Regions from separate parts of the Homo sapiens genome. Here region 2 is linked to region 1. A link is a loop called in an ENCODE intact Hi-C map of the cell type or tissue named here. Cell type or tissue: natural killer cell. All regions are shown on one strand. Each heading gives the region's core, and the rest is flanking DNA. Links, peaks and the distances in the headings are about the cores only. Region 1 overlaps ST7L (suppression of tumorigenicity 7 like). Region 2 holds the start of PTPN22 (protein tyrosine phosphatase non-receptor type 22).

Evidence for each region. Peaks named below come from ENCODE experiments on the same cell type or tissue, not always from the same donor. Only the 100,000 strongest peaks of a DNase experiment are listed, where the experiment ranks them.
Region 2: it touches region 1 in a loop (7-fold over the local background); 4 of 110 quality-filtered maps call a loop at or near these places.

Annotation. Positions count from the first base shown.
Region 1 is chr1:112,609,067-112,615,951 of GRCh38, reverse strand. It overlaps ST7L (suppression of tumorigenicity 7 like), which reads left to right. Exons shown (of 15, transcript NM_017744.5): 3 at 4,949-5,111. Among named protein-coding and RNA genes, the nearest start is that of ST7L, 6.6 kb to the left of the region's middle. In natural killer cell, for the core only: a CTCF peak has its summit at 1,292; a DNase peak (open chromatin) is centred at 1,291.
Region 2 is chr1:113,865,023-113,875,125 of GRCh38, reverse strand. It overlaps PTPN22 (protein tyrosine phosphatase non-receptor type 22), which reads left to right and starts at 3,414. Exons shown (of 21, transcript NM_015967.8): 1 at 3,414-3,589. The coding sequence starts at 3,503. All of the region lies in intron 3 of AP4B1-AS1 (AP4B1 antisense RNA 1), which reads right to left. RefSeq lists enhancers at 3,409-3,668, 4,227-4,276. In natural killer cell, for the core only: no CTCF peak of the experiment used is centred there; DNase peaks (open chromatin) are centred at 2,655, 3,375 and 4,145; H3K4me3 peaks cover 1,575 bases; H3K27ac peaks cover 2,445 bases.

The DNA of each region.
Region 1 (6,885 bases), core at 350-2,849:
CAGCCTGGCCAACATGATGAAACTCCGTCTACTAAAATACAAAAAATAACTGGGTATGGTGGTATGTGCCTGTAGTCCCAGCTACTCGGAAGGCTGAGGCATAAGAATCTCTTGAACTTGGGAGGTGGAGGTTACAGTGAACCAAGATCTTGCCACTGCACTCCAGCCTGGGCGACAGAGAGAAACCCTTTCTCAAAAATGAATGAATAAATAAGTAGAACCTGGACATACAGTTTTTATATAAAATTTGCCCATTAAAAAAAAATTGAGATGGAGTCTCACTACGTTGCCCAGGCCAGAGTACAGTCGATATTCACAGGCACCATTATAGCACACTGTGGCCTTAACTCCTGGGCTCAAGCCATCCTCCCGTCTCAGCCTCCCTAGTAGCTGGGATTACAGGCATGTGCCACCATGTCTGACTACAGCATTTTAATATTGGCAACATTGGGAAGACTAAAATTTATGTGTCATGAATTCAACTTACAGTTTTTTCAAGCCCCAGTTTCCTCATCTGTTAACTGGCAGTTAATAGCATGAACTTTATAGGATTATGAAGAGTAAATCAGATAATGTTGTAAGTTTATAACATGATAGCTGGTTCAGAATGTACACTTAATGAATTTTGGCCATTATTCTGAGAATTCTCACAATTAAGAAACCTGTTTGGCCTGATACAGTGGTTCATACCTGTAATCCTAGCACTTTGGGAGACCGAGGTGGGGTGATAGAGTTCGAGACCAGCCTGGGAAACATGGAAAAACCCTGTCTCTTCAAAAAAATACAAAAATTAGGCGTGTGTGGCGCACCTATAGTCCCAGCTACTGGAGAGGCCAAGGTGGGAGGATCACTTGAACCCTGGAGGGAGAGGTTACAGTGAGCCAAGATGGTGCCACTGCACTCTAACCTGAGTGACAGAGCAAGACTCTGTTTCAAAAAACAAAAACAACAAAACTGTTTAACTTTAATTCAACTTTTCCTTGAAGAAGATATTTTTAATTTAAAAAAAATAAAATATTTTTTATAATTCACGTTAACATCCCTAGGATGTCATGTTTACTAGTGTACACTTTGGAACAATACTGCTGCAGATAAAAATCTTAAGAAGTTTTATGCCATGCATAGCCAATAAATTTTTCTCTTCCCTTTAAATTTTTATTTATTTTTTGTAGAGACAGAGTCTCACTGTGTTGTTCAGGGTAGTCTCAGACGCTTGGGCATAAACGATCCATTCTCCTCGGCCTCCCAAAGTGCTAAGGTTCCAGGCGTGAACCACCATGCCCAGCCTGTTCTTTTTTTTATCTCTAGGTGGTGCTCTCCAGCTGTAGTAGAAATAGCATTTGTATTGGATCTATTTTTTTAAATAGGGACTAAATACAGACCATTTTGTTAAAGTGAAATGCCAAACAAGAACGAGATTTTTCTCTTGGCTAAAAAAAATAGAAGCTATTGAGGAATTCAGGATTAAAACTACATGTTAATATAAGCCTCATAATTTAACATAAGCATATTTTAGCATGTTTAGTCCATAGCATACAAAAGTCTAAGTAAAGACGATAAACTGTCTTTAAGCCAGGCACGGTGGCTTACACCTGTAATCCCAACACTTTGGGAGGATGGAGTGGGAGAATCCCTTAATGCCAGAAGTTTGAGACCAGCCTGGGCAACAACAAGACCCTGTCTCTATTTAATATGGTTTTTGTTTGTTTGTTTTAAAGAAACTATCAATATTAAGCAGCTGATATAGTGGAAAAAGCTCTGGTTTGGGAACCAGAAGATAAAATTTTGAATCTTAACTCTGCCACTTACTAGCTGATAATTTTGGGCAAGCTACATAAACTGTCTAAGCTATAATTTCCTCATTTATAAGAGGGGGATAACTTATATATATGATGTCTAAAACCTTGTAAAAAACTTTTTGTGGCCAGGTGTGGTGTCTCGTGTCTGTACTGCCAACACTGTGGGAGGCTGAGGCAGGAGGATTGCTTGTGGCCAGGAGTTCAAGAGCAGCCTGGACAAATGAACAAGATCTGGTCTCTGTATAAAATTTTAAAAATTTAGCGCGTTGTGGTGGCGCATTCCTGTAGTCCCAGCTACTTCAGAGACTGAGGTGGGAGGATTGCTTGAGCCCAGGAAATCGTGGCTGTGGTGAGCTGTGATCATGCTACTGCACTCCAGCCCGGGCAACAGAGTGGACCTTGTCTCAACAACAAAACAACAACAACAAAAACCCAAAAAAACCTTTTGTTACTCTTTATAAAACCGCATTTTAAATATACACAAATTAGGAAATTCAAGTAACATTTTAAAGGTTAAACTGTATTATTACCCTTGCAATGTTGATGGGTTTTTATTAGCAAAGGTTGTTGTGTTTATAATTTCTTTTACCACCTGGATTTAACAAACTTGTATATACATATAATCACATATACATGTATAAAGAGATATATTTATGAATCAGTCTGGTGTAATGGTTGGAAGCTCCGAAGTCAGGCAAACCTGAATAAGAATCCCAGCTCTGCCAGTTACCAGTGATGTGAACTGTTATTTAAATTTGGAATGTGTGTCCTCATCTCTAAAATCAGTTGTTATAAAAATTAAATGACATAATGCATGTCAAGGATTGGCATAATGTGTGGCTCATAGAAAGCTTTTGATAAGTATTTGCAGTTATTATTACCATTGTTCATTTGTGTTAAAAAGTTGACTCAAAAGTTGAAAAAAGCCCCTAACTTCATACTCATTCATTAGAAAACCCACCTGCACTTTGTATGGTGAAGGGAAGTGTGTTGTTGTTGCCCTTGATGGTACTTATCTTCTCTTTTTTTTTTTCGAAACAGTGTTTTACTCTGTCACCCAGGCTGGAGTGAAGTGGTACAATCACAGCTCACAGCAGCCTTGACCTGCTGAACTCAAGCAATCCTCCCACCTCAGCCTCCAAAGTAGCTGGGACTACAGGCACACACCCTCACACCTGGCTCATTTTTTTTATGTTTTGTAGAGATGGGGTCTCACTATGTTGTCCAGGTTAATCTCAAATTCCCAGCCTCAAGTGATCCTCCCACCTCAGCCTCCCAAAGTGTTGGGATTATAGGCATGAGCCACCGTGCCTGGCCCTATCCAATTTTCTTAGCCAAGATTTATTCAATATAAACCTTTTCTGTCACATGAACAGTTTCTGCTTGTGTAAAGAAGTTTTATCTCACTTCTTAGTAAAATATATGGTAGAAGTCAAACCATGGCCTCATTTGGTGGTAATTCTTGCTAACTTAAGAGTGAGCAGAAAGAGATACCATTTTAGACTGAGCATAAAACATTAGTGACATGATAGAAAAAATGCTGCACCATGATTTTCTCACACTTTCCTATAAACGTTGTGGCATGTAGTCAGCGGGCCCCAACATGACTATACTTTTGGCACCTATGTAGCATATTTGTTCTGTTATTTACTGAAGCAAAAAAATAACATTCCTACAGATTTGAAAATGCTGATTTTTTTGTGATGGGTTCTGTTTGTGGTCATAGTAAAATAGTTTTCAAAAATATTATAATCTGGCCGGTCATGGTAGCTTACACCCATAATCCTAGCACTTTGTGAGGCCAAGGAGGGCAGAGCGCTTAAGCCCAGGAATTTGAGACCAGCCTGGGCAACATGGCAAAACCTTGTCCCTACAAAAAACATAAAAATTAGCTGGGCATGGTGGCACATGCCTGTAGTCCTAGCTACACGGGAGGCTGAGGTGGGATGATCACCTGAGCCCAGGGAGGTCAAGGTTTCAGTGAGCTGTGATCATGCCACTGTACTCCAGCCTGGTGACAGTGGGATCCTATCTCAAAACATTTTAAAAAAAGGAAATAAAAAGATTAAAATCTCTTAGTTGTGCATATGCTTTGTTTATTCTTTAAAGTAATACATGTATCCACTACATTTGGCAGAAGACTAGTCTGTCAGGTGACTTTTTTTTTTTTTTTTTTTTTTTTTGAGACAGGGTCTCACTCTATTGCCCAGGCTGGAGGGCAGTGGTGCAATCTCAGCTCACTGCAGCCTTGACCTCCTTGGGCTCAAGAGATCCTCCCACTTCAACTTCCTGAGTAGCTGGAACTGCAGGCATGCACCACCTCACCCAGCTAATATTTTATTTTTATATTTTTCTGTAGAGATGAGGTCTCACTGTTTTGTCCAGGCTGGTCTAGAATTCTTGGGCTCAAGCGATTCTTCTTGAGGATCCCTCTTTTGGGACTTCTTGGCCTCCCAAAGTGCTGGAATTACAGACGTGAACCACCGTGTCTGGCCTGGTTTCTCTTTTTATATCAGTGATAAACCATGGAAATAGAAAGAAATGAATATCCTGATTTTTAAATGGTTCAATATGGGAATCAACTTGACCTTAACCTTTATTAATAATTTTGCCAAATACCAGAGTAGTACTTTTTGCTTCAGAAAGCACTTTCTTATAATTCTTGTTAACCACATTTAGCTGAGGCTCTGAGATATTAAGAGATTAAGTGACTTGCCCACAGCACACAGCTAATAAATGACTGATTTGGGAGTTAAAACATGGGCATGCTGATGCTAGTCTAGTCTGTTCATCCACTATGCTTATTATTTGAAAACTGTTTATGCTGCAGATAGAATAAAATGACAATGTAACTTAACAGAGTTAAATTACTTATAGATTAAAATGCTTCTTTCTGTTTTTAATGCTTTATTACATATGCCTAGTTTTGCTTAAGCTTGTCTAAATTTTATGACGGAACTATAAAAAATGTATTTCACTTTTACGTGACATGTTATTGGTGAATCTTGTGTTTGTATGTTTTTTTCTTTTTGAAAGGAGAGTGCATTTAAAATGCTGAATTGAACAGGACATCTTGAGAGAATGTTTTAATTTGAGCTCATGTATCTGCTGATCGATTCTAAGTGCAGGATATTTTCTGTTTGTCATAGATATTTGAATGGTGGTACTTCCATAAGCATGGCACATCTTTTATTGAGCAAGTATCTGTAAGCCATTTGCAACCACTGATGGGAGGAACAGAGAGCAGCATTTCAGAACCAGGTTCTCCTTCGAGGAACAGAGAAAATGAAACCAGCAGACAGAATTTGTCAGGTGACTACTTTTCTAATGTGTTTTCAGAGCTGTGTATTTAAGATTGAGTTTGGCTCTGGGAGATAGAAAACTCAAAACAGCAGAGTGCTGTGGTGTGCATGTTTGTGTTTCCCCCAAAATTCTAATCACCAATGTGATGTTACGAGGTAGGGTCTTTGGGAGGTGATCAGGTCATGAGGGCAGTGCCCTCAGGGATGTGATGAATGCCCTTATGAGAGACCCCAGAGAGCTGCTTGCCACTTCTACCGTGGGAGGACACCACGAGAAGGCGCCGTCTGTGAACCAGAAAGCAGACCCTCACCAGACACCAAATTTGTTGGTACCTTGGTCATAGACTTCCCAGCCTCCAGAACTGTTAAAAATAAATTTATACTGTTTATAATCTACGCAGTTTGTGATATTTTGTTATAGCAGTCCAAATGGACCAAGACACAGAAATTTGTCTTTCATGTTAATATAGTTAGTCCATGGCTAGTATGGAAAACAATAATCATCAGATACCCAGACCCCTTCTATTTTGTTAGCCTGCCATCTCCAAATGTAGTTTTTACTTTGTCGTGTAAGACTGTTGCTCTTGCTTCAGCCATCATATCCACATTCCAATCAGTAGGAAGGAAAGAAATCCGGGGTAAGGTCACTACTTCCCTCTACTCCACCCCACAGAAGCCAAGGACTATTCTCAGAAATGTTACATACTATTTCACCTTACTTCCTACTGGTCAGGTCTGTTTCATATGGCCATTACTAGCTATAAGGAAGGCTAGAAATTTTCATCATTTTCTCAGTGTATATATATATATACGCCCAGCAAATCAGGGAATCTTATGACTAATAAAGGAGAGAACAGAAACAGCCATCTCTGCCAAGAGAGAAAAGTAGGAAAAAAAATTTTTTTCAGTATACTTAAAAAGGCATCAAAGTCTCAGCTCTTCATGGATGGATATTCCATTGTCATACTTTTATTGTAGACTGTTCCTCTATTTGTGTCGAGTAATCGCAAATTTATTTATTTATTTAGTTAGAGACAGAATCTTGTCTGTTGCCAGGCTGGAGTGCAGTGGTGCGATCTCGGCTCACTGCAACCTCTCCTTCCAAGTTCAAATGATTCTCCTGCCTCAGCCTCCCGAGTAGCTGGGACTACAGGCATGCACCACCATGCCTGGCTAATATTTTGTATTTTTAGTAGAGATGGGGTTTCACCATATTGGCCAGGATGGTCTCAATCTCTTGACCTCATGATCTGCCCACCTTGGCCTCCTAAAGTTCTGGGATTACAGGCGTGAGCCACCATACCCAGCATTTTTTTTTTTTTTTGAGACGAAGTCTCTGTAGCCCAGGCTAGAGTGCAGTGGTGCAATCTCAGCTCACTGCGACCTCTGCCTCCTGGGTTCAAGTGATTCTCCTTCCTCAGCCTCCCAAGTAGCTGAAATAACAGGCATGTACCACTGCACCCAGCTAATTTTTGTATTTTTAGTAGAGATGGGTTTCACCATGTTGGCCAGGCTGGTCTTGAACTCCCGACCTCAGGTGATCTGTCTGCCTCGGCTTCCCAAAGTGCTAGGATTACAGGCGTGAGCCACTGAGCCTGGCCAGCTAGAAAGCAAATATTTTTAATGATACATAATTAGGAAAGGAAAATTTACAAAGCCAAATACAATTATTATTATTATTATTTTAATAGAGATGAGGTCTCAGTATGTTGCCCAGGCTGGTCTCGAACTCCTGGGCTCAAGTGATCCTCCCACCTCAGTCTCCCAAAATGTTGGAATTACAG
Region 2 (10,103 bases), core at 2,412-4,911, 1.3 Mb before region 1:
AATGTTTCACAGACAGTATATATATCCCATATCAAATCAATGACCCTGGAATGTAGGGAAAGGCAAGAGTAGTGAAACTAAAGCTAAGGTTGGGTAAGTATCTTCTCCAGGGTAAAACATGTCTCCCCCTCATCTAAAAGACAGAAGGATGTTCTGAGAATCCTGAATGTTTTTCCTATTGAATAGTTTATCTTACCCTTGTAGTCTTCCCTGAAATTCTCCTCAATTAATGTTTATTGTAATCTAATTCCTGACCTCTGTGATACTGATATTTCCCCTTAAACTAGCATACTCCCCTCTTCTTGGAACAGGTGACATGGTGACCAGCACTCTTCTCTGTTGTGTTCTTCCTTCTGACCAAGCACTACAGCCACATGAGGCAGCAGTGAGATGTGGCCTTGTCACTCCTCTTCAGGTGCTTATCCACAATTTACTTCCCACAATTTACTTGATGGTTCTGGCAAAATGTTTGTGAGTCTTTTTTTATTGCATGGAATTGTGTTCACTTAGGTTTTATGCCAGACTGGTTTAAATGATTCATCATAAATTCTGAAACTCTTTTAGGTATTTGCCAACCTTTACTGCATGTCTTGTTTCCCCTCCCCAGCTCTTTATCTTCCCGCAAGATACAAATGAGTCAACACAATCTTCATCAAAAAGCATTGTGCTCTGTAGAAGGAAGTGTGATAAATTAAGTAGTAGCTTATTTTTTTAAAAAAAAAATAATAGCTCCAGCTACTTGGAAGTCTGAAGTGGAAGGATCACTTGAGCCCAGGAGTTCCAGACTAGTCTGGGTAACATAGCAAGACCCTGTCTCAAAACAAAACAAACAAACAAACAAAAAAACCCAAAACAAAAAAAATAATTAAAGTTTTTTGTTTTCTTCTTCAGTTTGTTTTTTGCTTGCTTGAGTGGTCTGCTCAGGAAATGGCCTTGTAGCTAAGTGGGTTTTGGGGGTTTGGTTATTTCACAATGTCTCTATACCTTTTGGGTTTACAGTAGAATAGATTGCTGCTTGCTTTTTTAAAAAAGTGTGAAGTTCTGCCAAGACACTATTTACAGATTCTTAGATTTTGAGGAAAGGGACTATGGAGGCATCTAAGCAAAATTTTTTTTGTTATCTCCTATTTATTTCTGTCTTCTCCCTCATTAAGAAGAAACAAGAAAGTTAGTAAGAGATTGTGCTGAAATATAGGCTTGAGAAAAATAGATTTAAATTTTATTAGGCAGGTTTGCCTCATCAATTAATAAAAATTAATAAAGTTCTAGTTTTGTGTAATTGAGGACATTCTAAGGGTACAGAGAAATTATAAAACTATATTATCTTCTTTGTCCAAACATAGAAAATCATTTTCCTTTTAGGATTATGCTTTGCTACTCTGCAATTAAGCAAGTTAGTTTGGAATGTTTTTATTTTTATTTTCTTTCCCAAAGTTACCTAAGGAGTGTTTTAATTTTTATCAGTAATCATGTCTGTATCTTTAGTTCTGAGTTGCTTTATTAACTGGCTAAGGATGTTTTTGTTTTGTTTTGTTTTGTTTTTACCATATTCTGGCTTTCTCAGTGTTGTATGCCAATCTCCTAAGACAATGTTTAGAATTTAGTGGGTACTCAATAAATTTGTTGAACAACTTAATGGATTTTTAAATGTTTATTTCTAATTTTAAAAACGGTATGATAATTTTAGAAAGCAAACTTTATCATAATTCTAAAATTATGATAATTTTAGAAAGCAAACTTACACAATTGATTCTTTTTTGCTTCTTTTAGTCTTTAACTATGTACACACTTTTACATGGTTTTAGTTATTACAAACTTGAAATTTTGTATTTTTATAAATCAAAGATTTCCCATATTTTATGTTTTAAAATAGCCAAAGTAAACATCACGTTACTTAGAGCAGCAAGAAATTCTCTCTTAATTCTAGATGGGGATAATTTAAGAAATATACTATTCCTAACAAATATTGCTGAAGAATGAGGGTTTATTTTAATTTATGTATACTGGGATTGAGTTTCTTAATTTGAAATATTGTCTTTAAGTTGTCTATAACCAAGATATCTCGATGATCTTTCTTTTTTTTTTGCAGTACTTAGTAAAGAGCATGCAGTATCTTTAATGTTCAGATTAAGCAGTGTTCAGAATCATGATATCCTGAAGGAAGTTTGAATAATGTTGCAAAACAGAAAGGATTGCTAATATCTTAAATAGAGGAAGTCCTAACAACACATTTCCCAGTTTTCTTCAGGATCAAGACTAATTTTGTTAACATTTGTTGAACTTCTGCCTTCAATAAAGATGATATACTGATTTTTGGATGTTCTCACACTGAATTAGGCACTTGGGTAGACTTGTACCCATTGAGAGGTTATGCAAGCTCAAATGTGGAAAGTTTTTCTAGAAGAGCCTGCCTTTCAGGGCCAAAATGCCACAGGCACAGCATAACTTCCTGAAACAAATTTATTTCCTAAGACATTGGTTGCAGAGTAGAAATGTGTTCTTTAGAAACAGTTCTTCAGGCTTTCTGCCCTAAAAGTTACAATGTTGTCAGCAAGGTGGTTGATTTTACTTTCTTTTTGTTCCATCACAGTTTACCAGCATTACATATGCAGGGTATTGAGCTAACTGTCTGGTCAGGTGCTCCTTGTGGGGGCCACTTGCTCTAGATCCTATATAGACCAACACTCTTAGTCTTTATATCCAGAACCCAAGTGAAGCTTCAAAGGTTACTGGGAGGGTTGAAGAGGTGCTGAAATCAACACTTCCCTTAATGGAGGTCAGCACTTCCCCAGTCCTGGGAGAGACACAGACTGTCAGAAGCATCTGACTTTGCTTCATTCAAAAGGGAGTTTGAGGTATATATAGCAGACTTAAAAGTTATGAATAAAAATACCTTCTGTGATGAACAGAAGTTTCTCATTGATCACACTGACAAGAAACCTTTCGATGAACAGTCCGGGTAGAAGACATGTCACTCACTCTAAACAGTGTCTGTCTTCTTTCCTGGGCCTAACTGAACTTTGCAGAGTTCATTTGGGACATAAGGAAACAGAAGGTGTCAACTTGGCCCTTGTGCTCACTGGGAAAATGGGGAGAGACAGAACTCATTCAGGAGACCTGTAATTCTGTTCTTTCTCTGGGAGGCAAGAAGAAAGGTGAGTTTTGCATATGGGTGATGGAATGGAATAATCTCAGTTAAGCAGACCACACTTTACGTTCTAGTTAGCCTCTTGTTTGTTAAAAATTTGAATTGTAACCAGGTTCCTTTGCTGAGAAGGAAGGCACTAGGGCCCTGGAGTGAGATGATGGCTGTGTTATGTGACCACAGAAGGTGGTTACGTACTAATTTCCTCTAGGGCTTGTGATGAAGTCAGTAAACCACAGCCTTCAGCATGCTCTGCTCAGGCGGCAGCAGTGGCTTTTTGGAGGTGTCTCGGCCATGACACACATTTGACATGCCCTCCCTCAACCTACTTATAGACTATTTTTCTTGCTCTGCAGCATGGACCAAAGAGAAATTCTGCAGAAGTTCCTGGATGAGGCCCAAAGCAAGAAAATTACTAAAGAGGAGTTTGCCAATGAATTTCTGGTGAGTCCTGTATGTGACCCTCTCAGGGTAGTTACATACACTATTTAACTGACTATGGGGGTCCAATTTTCCGAGACCAAATTGCTCTTGGGATAAAGTAAATATGAGACCTTGGCGGGGAAGACAGAAAAAAAAAAGTTTGACTTCTCTGAGTGGTTTGCATGTATTTCAGGTATTCTCTCAAAATTACTGGTTTTAATATTTTGTTTGCTAGTTCTTTGGAGTTTGGTTAGGAATCCTACAGAAGACATATACAACTCCAGATGTAAAAACACTAATATTAATTGAACATCCAGATTTCCCCAGGTATCTAAGTTGTGGTTTATGCTTTATATTACTAATTTTAATTAATATTAAGAAGAAAGAGACCAATGTTAACTTTTCATGCAATATTACATTTTTAGCCTCCCCTCTGGGATTCTATTTGGTTGACAAAGGTTTTTGAAGAGCACCAAAACTACCCACTGCCACAGTTTTTTTTGTTGTTGTTGTTTGTTTTTTTAAGATTCAGAATCTTACTCTGTCACCCAGGCTGGAGTGCAGCAGTGCAACCACAGCTCACTGTAGCCTTGAACTCCTGGCCTCAAGTGATTCTCTTGCCTCAGCCTCCTGAGTAGCTGGGGCCACAGGTGTGTATCGCCATGCCTGGCTAATTTAAAAAAAAATTGTTTTTTTCTTTTTTGTAGATACGAGCCTTGCTTTTTTGCCCAGGCTTGTCTCGAACTCCTGGCTTCAAGCAATCCTCCCATCTTGCCTCCCAAAGTGCTGGGATTACAGGCATGAACCACTATGTCTGGCCATCATTTTTCTTTTCTTTTTCATATGAAAAATATATTATAACATGTGTTTTTTCAATAACAGGGCTTCCTTAACTTCTTTTGCTTGGAGAAGTGGAATGGCTAGGATGGAGAGTAGAGACAAGTGTAGGTCAAGGAGAGAAACATGAGTACAAGGTAGCTTCAGGTTGGGTGGATTAGATTACCCAGAAGAACAGTGAATCTCCTTTGAGAGAACTGTGATTATTGATGCAATGGCAGCTGGGTAGGCCTCATTCACCCTACAAGCTGAGATATCAGATAACATAGGGTGTCTAATAGTACCTATCATGTATTTTAGAATGCTTACAGCTGGCGTTTCAGAGATATAAGAATTTTAAACCTTAGCTCTTCAGTTGTGAAGAAATGGGTGGAAAGAGGGGAACTGAAGTACAAACCTGAAATTAAATCATGATTTTTTTTCACCAAATTATGAAGTATTTGACATGTTCTTAAATCTCTCTGTTTTCTAACTTATAAAATGGGGATAATAATACATGTCCTACCTATCCTCACAGGATTGTTGTGATGATTAAATATCAATAACAATCATTAAATGTGGTCATTTATTGAGTACCATTTATTGAGCACTTAGTATGTACCAAGTTCAGTTCTAAGCACTAAAAATACAGCGGTGAACAAAAAGAACCAAAACCTTTGCCTCCTGGAGCTAACACTCTGGTACCGGATAGCAGATGTGAAAACACTCTGAAAGTCTTGAGTAATTAGATATTATTGAGTGATTAGATATTATGATAGGAACTCCGATGTCAGCTCAACATGGATAATCTTGTGGTACTATGAAAAATGTGCTCTCACTGCCACTGGCTGATCAGTCTGAGCCCCTCTGGTAGAGTTACCTGAAAGGAGATAAGTAGGAAGTTCTAGCACATGTGTATACATGTCCCTGCCCCTGGACTATAATTCCTAAGCCAAGGTAACCCAAGGCATAGATGTAAAAAGTGAGCTGAGGGGCAGTGCCGGCCTCTGTTTTATTTTGGTTGTGTTTTTTAAAATAATGTAGACTGGCCGGGGGCAGTGGCTCACACCTGTAAACCCAGCACTTTGGGAGGCCGAGGCGGGTGGATCACCTGAGGTCAGGAGTTTGAGACCATCCTGGCCAACATAATGAAACCCCATTTCTACTAAAAATACAAAAATTAGCTGGGCGTGGTGGCAGGCACCTGTAATCCTAGCTACTCAAGAGGTTGACACAGGAGAATCGCTTAAACTCGGGAGGCAGAGGTTGCAGTGAACTGAGATAGAGCTGTTGCACTCCAGCCTGGACAACAAGAGCGAACTTCTGTCTCAAAAAAAAAAAAATGTAGACTATATCCCTAATATTTTACCTTTTCTCAGCTAAAGTCATTATAATTTCTCACCAAAATATAGCAGCTACCTCCTAACTGGCTTCTCTGCCTCTAGCCTTGCCCCACCTTCAGTCAATTTTCAGTTCAACACCCAAGTGATCTTTTAATCATACAAATCTGGTCTTTTTTTTGGGGGCGACAAAGTTTTGCTCTTGTCACCCAGGCTGGAATGCAATGACACCATCTCGGCTCACTGCAGCCTCCACCTCCCTGGTTCAAGCGATTTTCCTGCCTCAGCCTCCCAAGTAGCTGGGATTACAGGCATGAGCCACCACGCCTGGCTAATTTTGTATTTTTAGTAGAGACAAGGTTCCACCATGTTGGCCAGGCTGGTCTGTCCAACCAGGTAATCCACTCGCCTCAGCCTCCCAAAGTACTAGGATTATAGGCATGAGCCACCACGCCCAGCCAAATCTGGTCATTTTTTCCCTGCTTAAAAACTTGTTATAGTTTTTTTTAGCTGCTTAATATTGTGCAATATAATACACATTTAGAAAAGTACATAAAACATTTAAGTATAATTATAAAGCAACCATTAGCAGTGCAACCACTACCCAAGTCAAGAAACTGTCAGACCCCCGAAGACCCATGCCCCATCAGGTCCCCTACACCCATCTGCCCCTGTCCTGTCCTACCCTGGCCAAGGGATAATCACTATCCTGACTTTTATATTAATCACTTCCTTGCTTTTCTAGCTCCTGATTTTAAGGACCTTGTTTTTGGGTAGTGATTAAGTGTAACCTCACTGTTCACTGACTCATGTCCTCCAGTGGAAAAATAGAGTCTTCCTCTCAGCTCCATCTAAAGGTTTCAGATGAGACACCAGATAGAGAGCTTTGGGGGAGTAGAGGAGTAGTGAATGAGGCTAGACTGCTTGCTTGGACAAGGTAAATACTGCCACTAAATCAGAGGGCTTTCCATCTGGTCATGTTCTGTGTCCCATCTTAAGCCCTTAATGTATTCTCCCAGGATTTTATGTTTCCGAGGTTTGAGGACTCATTCTGTGACACAAGGCCACTGTTCACTTAACTGGTGGTAACTTTAAGGGAATTATCAAAAGGCATCTCTATTTCCAGGTAGATTCCCTGAGCATCCTAACCCCTTTACCCTCTCCCCAGGTCCATGGTTCAGATTTCAGTCTCCACTTCCTTCTTGGCCATACATCTTTGTACAGAGAACAATACAGATGGCTGTCTGTATCCCCAAGTTCTACATCCTTGGATTCAACCAACTATGGATCAAAAATATTTGAAAAAAATACCAAAAATAACACAACAACAAAAAATAAAAAATATAAAGCATAACAACAATTTATCTAGCATTTACATTGTATTAGGTATTATAAGTAATGTAGAGATGATTTAAAATATACAAGAGGTCATGTATAGTATGTGTAAATACTATGCCATTTTATATGAGGGACTTGAGCATCCACAGATTTTGGTAATTGAAGGGGGTGGTCCTGGAACCAGTCCCCCACAGATACTGTGAGAGGACTGTATTCATAATTGGATGTGGCAGTCCTGTTAATGGCAGCTGAAGCCAGTGCCATGCTGCTTATGTCTTTTCCCTGTGCCAGGACTAAATTCAGTAACTTTTCTGTAGTTGAAACTACCACTGACCACCCATCTAAGGTTTTTATACATTCATATAAACATTCATTGAGTGCTTATTGTGTGCAAAGTAATGCCCTAGATGCTAGGAATGCAATGCAATGCTCCATGCTTTAGTGGAGCTTATGTTATAAGGCAATAGATATGTCTTAGAGAGGCAGACATTAAACAACTAATTGCTATATTAAATATTTAATATAATTGTGATAGTCTGGGTGAGGTGGTCAAGGAAACATCAACATTCATTTTCTTATTTACTACTCCTTAAGAAAACCCTGTGAAATAGCTACAAATGTCATTTCTGACTTACAAATGAGGAAACTGAAGCTCTGAGAAGTTAAATAATTGGCCTAAGCTCACTCAGCTGTTCAGCCATAGAGATGAAATTTAACTCAGATCTGTCTTATTACAGAGCTGTAACATTAATCCTTATCCAATAGTGTTCTACTTCATCCAATGACACTGAGTCTCTCAAAGGACCTAGTTTTAGGGTAAGTTTTAGGGTAAGGACATAGTTAGTATAGTTTCTACACAGCAGAAACAGCAGGATGCAACTATACTGTTGAAATTTCTAAAGGTATTTTCAAACGTTCCTTATTATTGTTATAAAACAATATTATTGAAAGTTAAAAGAAAGTAAACTCACCATAATACCAACATTCTAACAAATCAAAACTTTTTTTGTGGATCTTGGCCAGGTGAGGTGGCTCGCGCCTGTAATCCCAGCACTTTGAGAGGCTGAGACGAGCAGATGGCTTGAGTCCAGGAGTTCAAGACAAGCCTGGGCAACATGATGAAACCCCGTCTCCACTAAAAATAAAAAATTAGCCAGAAGTGGTGGCACATGCCTGTAATCCCAGCTACCTGGGAGGCTGAAGTGGGAGGATCACTTGACCCCAGGGGGTGGAGGGTGTAGTGAGCTGAGATTGCACCACTGCACACCAGCCAGGGAGACAGAGTGGGACCCTGTCATACACACACATGAAAACCAACAATAGCTTTTTTTGTGGATCTTCTAGTTCTTGTCCATTTATGTAAATTTTTAATATTATTGTAATTATAGCATAGATACAATTTTGTGTTCTCATATTTTCACTTACCATTATACCAAAATTATCAGGCTGATTAAAATGTATATGATTTTTAATAGTTGATGATGCAGCATCATCACATGGACATATATTTGTCTATGTGGGTTTTGTTGTTGTTGTTGTTGTTGTTGTTGTTTTGAGATGGAGTCTCACTCTGTCACCAGGCTGGAATGCAGTGGCATGATCTCGGCTCACTGCAACCACCACCTCCCGGGTTCAAGCTATTCTCCTGGCTCAGCCTCCCCAGTAGCTGGGACTACAGGAGTGTGCCACCACACCCAGCTAATTTTTGTATTTTTAGTAGAGATGGGGTTTCATCATGTTGGCCAGGATGGTCTCGATCCCTTGACCTCATGATCTGCCTGCCTTGGCCTCCCAAAGTACTGGGATTACAGGTGTGAGCCACCGCGCCCAGCCTGTCCATCTGGTTTTATAATGAAAGAATAATAATCATAATAGAGAATGCTTCTATACCTCTTACAGACACTGTTCTAAACACTCATATATAAACTCATTTGCTCCATTGAGGAAGGTACTGTTTTCATTTCCATTTTATAGGTGAGGAAACAAACAGAGAGGTCAATTAACTTGCTCAGGGTCACATAGCTAGTAAGTGGTGGAACTGAATTTCAATTTCAGGTAGTCTTGCTTTGTCATCTGAAGTCATAAAAACTTTGGAGTCATATAAATCTTGGTTTGAATTTAAGTTATGCCCATGATTAGCTATGTGACCTTGGATTAAGTCAGTAAAATGTGGGAATAATATTCACTTTGAAGAACTGCTGTGAAGATAATAAGTATATAAACTTCCTGAGACATAGTAATACCCAAATAATTTATTTCTCCATTGTTAAACAGTTATTTCTAGTTTTTCATGATTATTGATAACACTAATATGAATATATTTTTCCATGTGGTTTTTCCCTTCTTTTGGATTAATCCTTAGGCTAGATCCCCAAAAATGTTATTACTGGGTCAAAGACTATTAGCATCTAATTGGTTAAGTATTACCAAATGTATTTCCAAAGGAGTTTTTCTAATTTGCAATATATGAATTTATCATCTTCTCTACCACCTTGCTAGACTTAATAAATATAAAAGAGAATAAAAGATGAAAACATTTTGCCTACTTACTATGTACTAGGCAATCTGCTAAGTGCTTTGCCGTACGTGATCTCGTTTAATCGTTACAACTACCCCAAGAGGAAAATATTATGTTCATTTTTACCCATGAAATGGAAAAGCCCGGATTTGAAACCAGTCTGTTTTTTTTCAAAGCCTCTTAACCTCTGTACTTAAACTGTATCAGGTAAAAATCATGACTTTTTTTCTGATATAACTAGCATAAAATAGTACTTTATTATGTTAATTTCATTCATTGGATTTCTGAGCCTTAAAATGTTCCATGATTATTTTAAATCTGCATTTCCTTATATACGTTTTCTGTTCATCTACTTTCCACAGTAACAACAGCTAATCCATAGAACTGTGTTCCAGACTCTGTGCTAAAAGTGCTTCACAAATAGAACTTCATTTACCTCCCAAAGAACCTTTTAAAATGGCTATCAATGTCCTACATGGTGTCTCTCCAGCTTCTTATAGCATGCTCATTTTCTTGTCCTTGC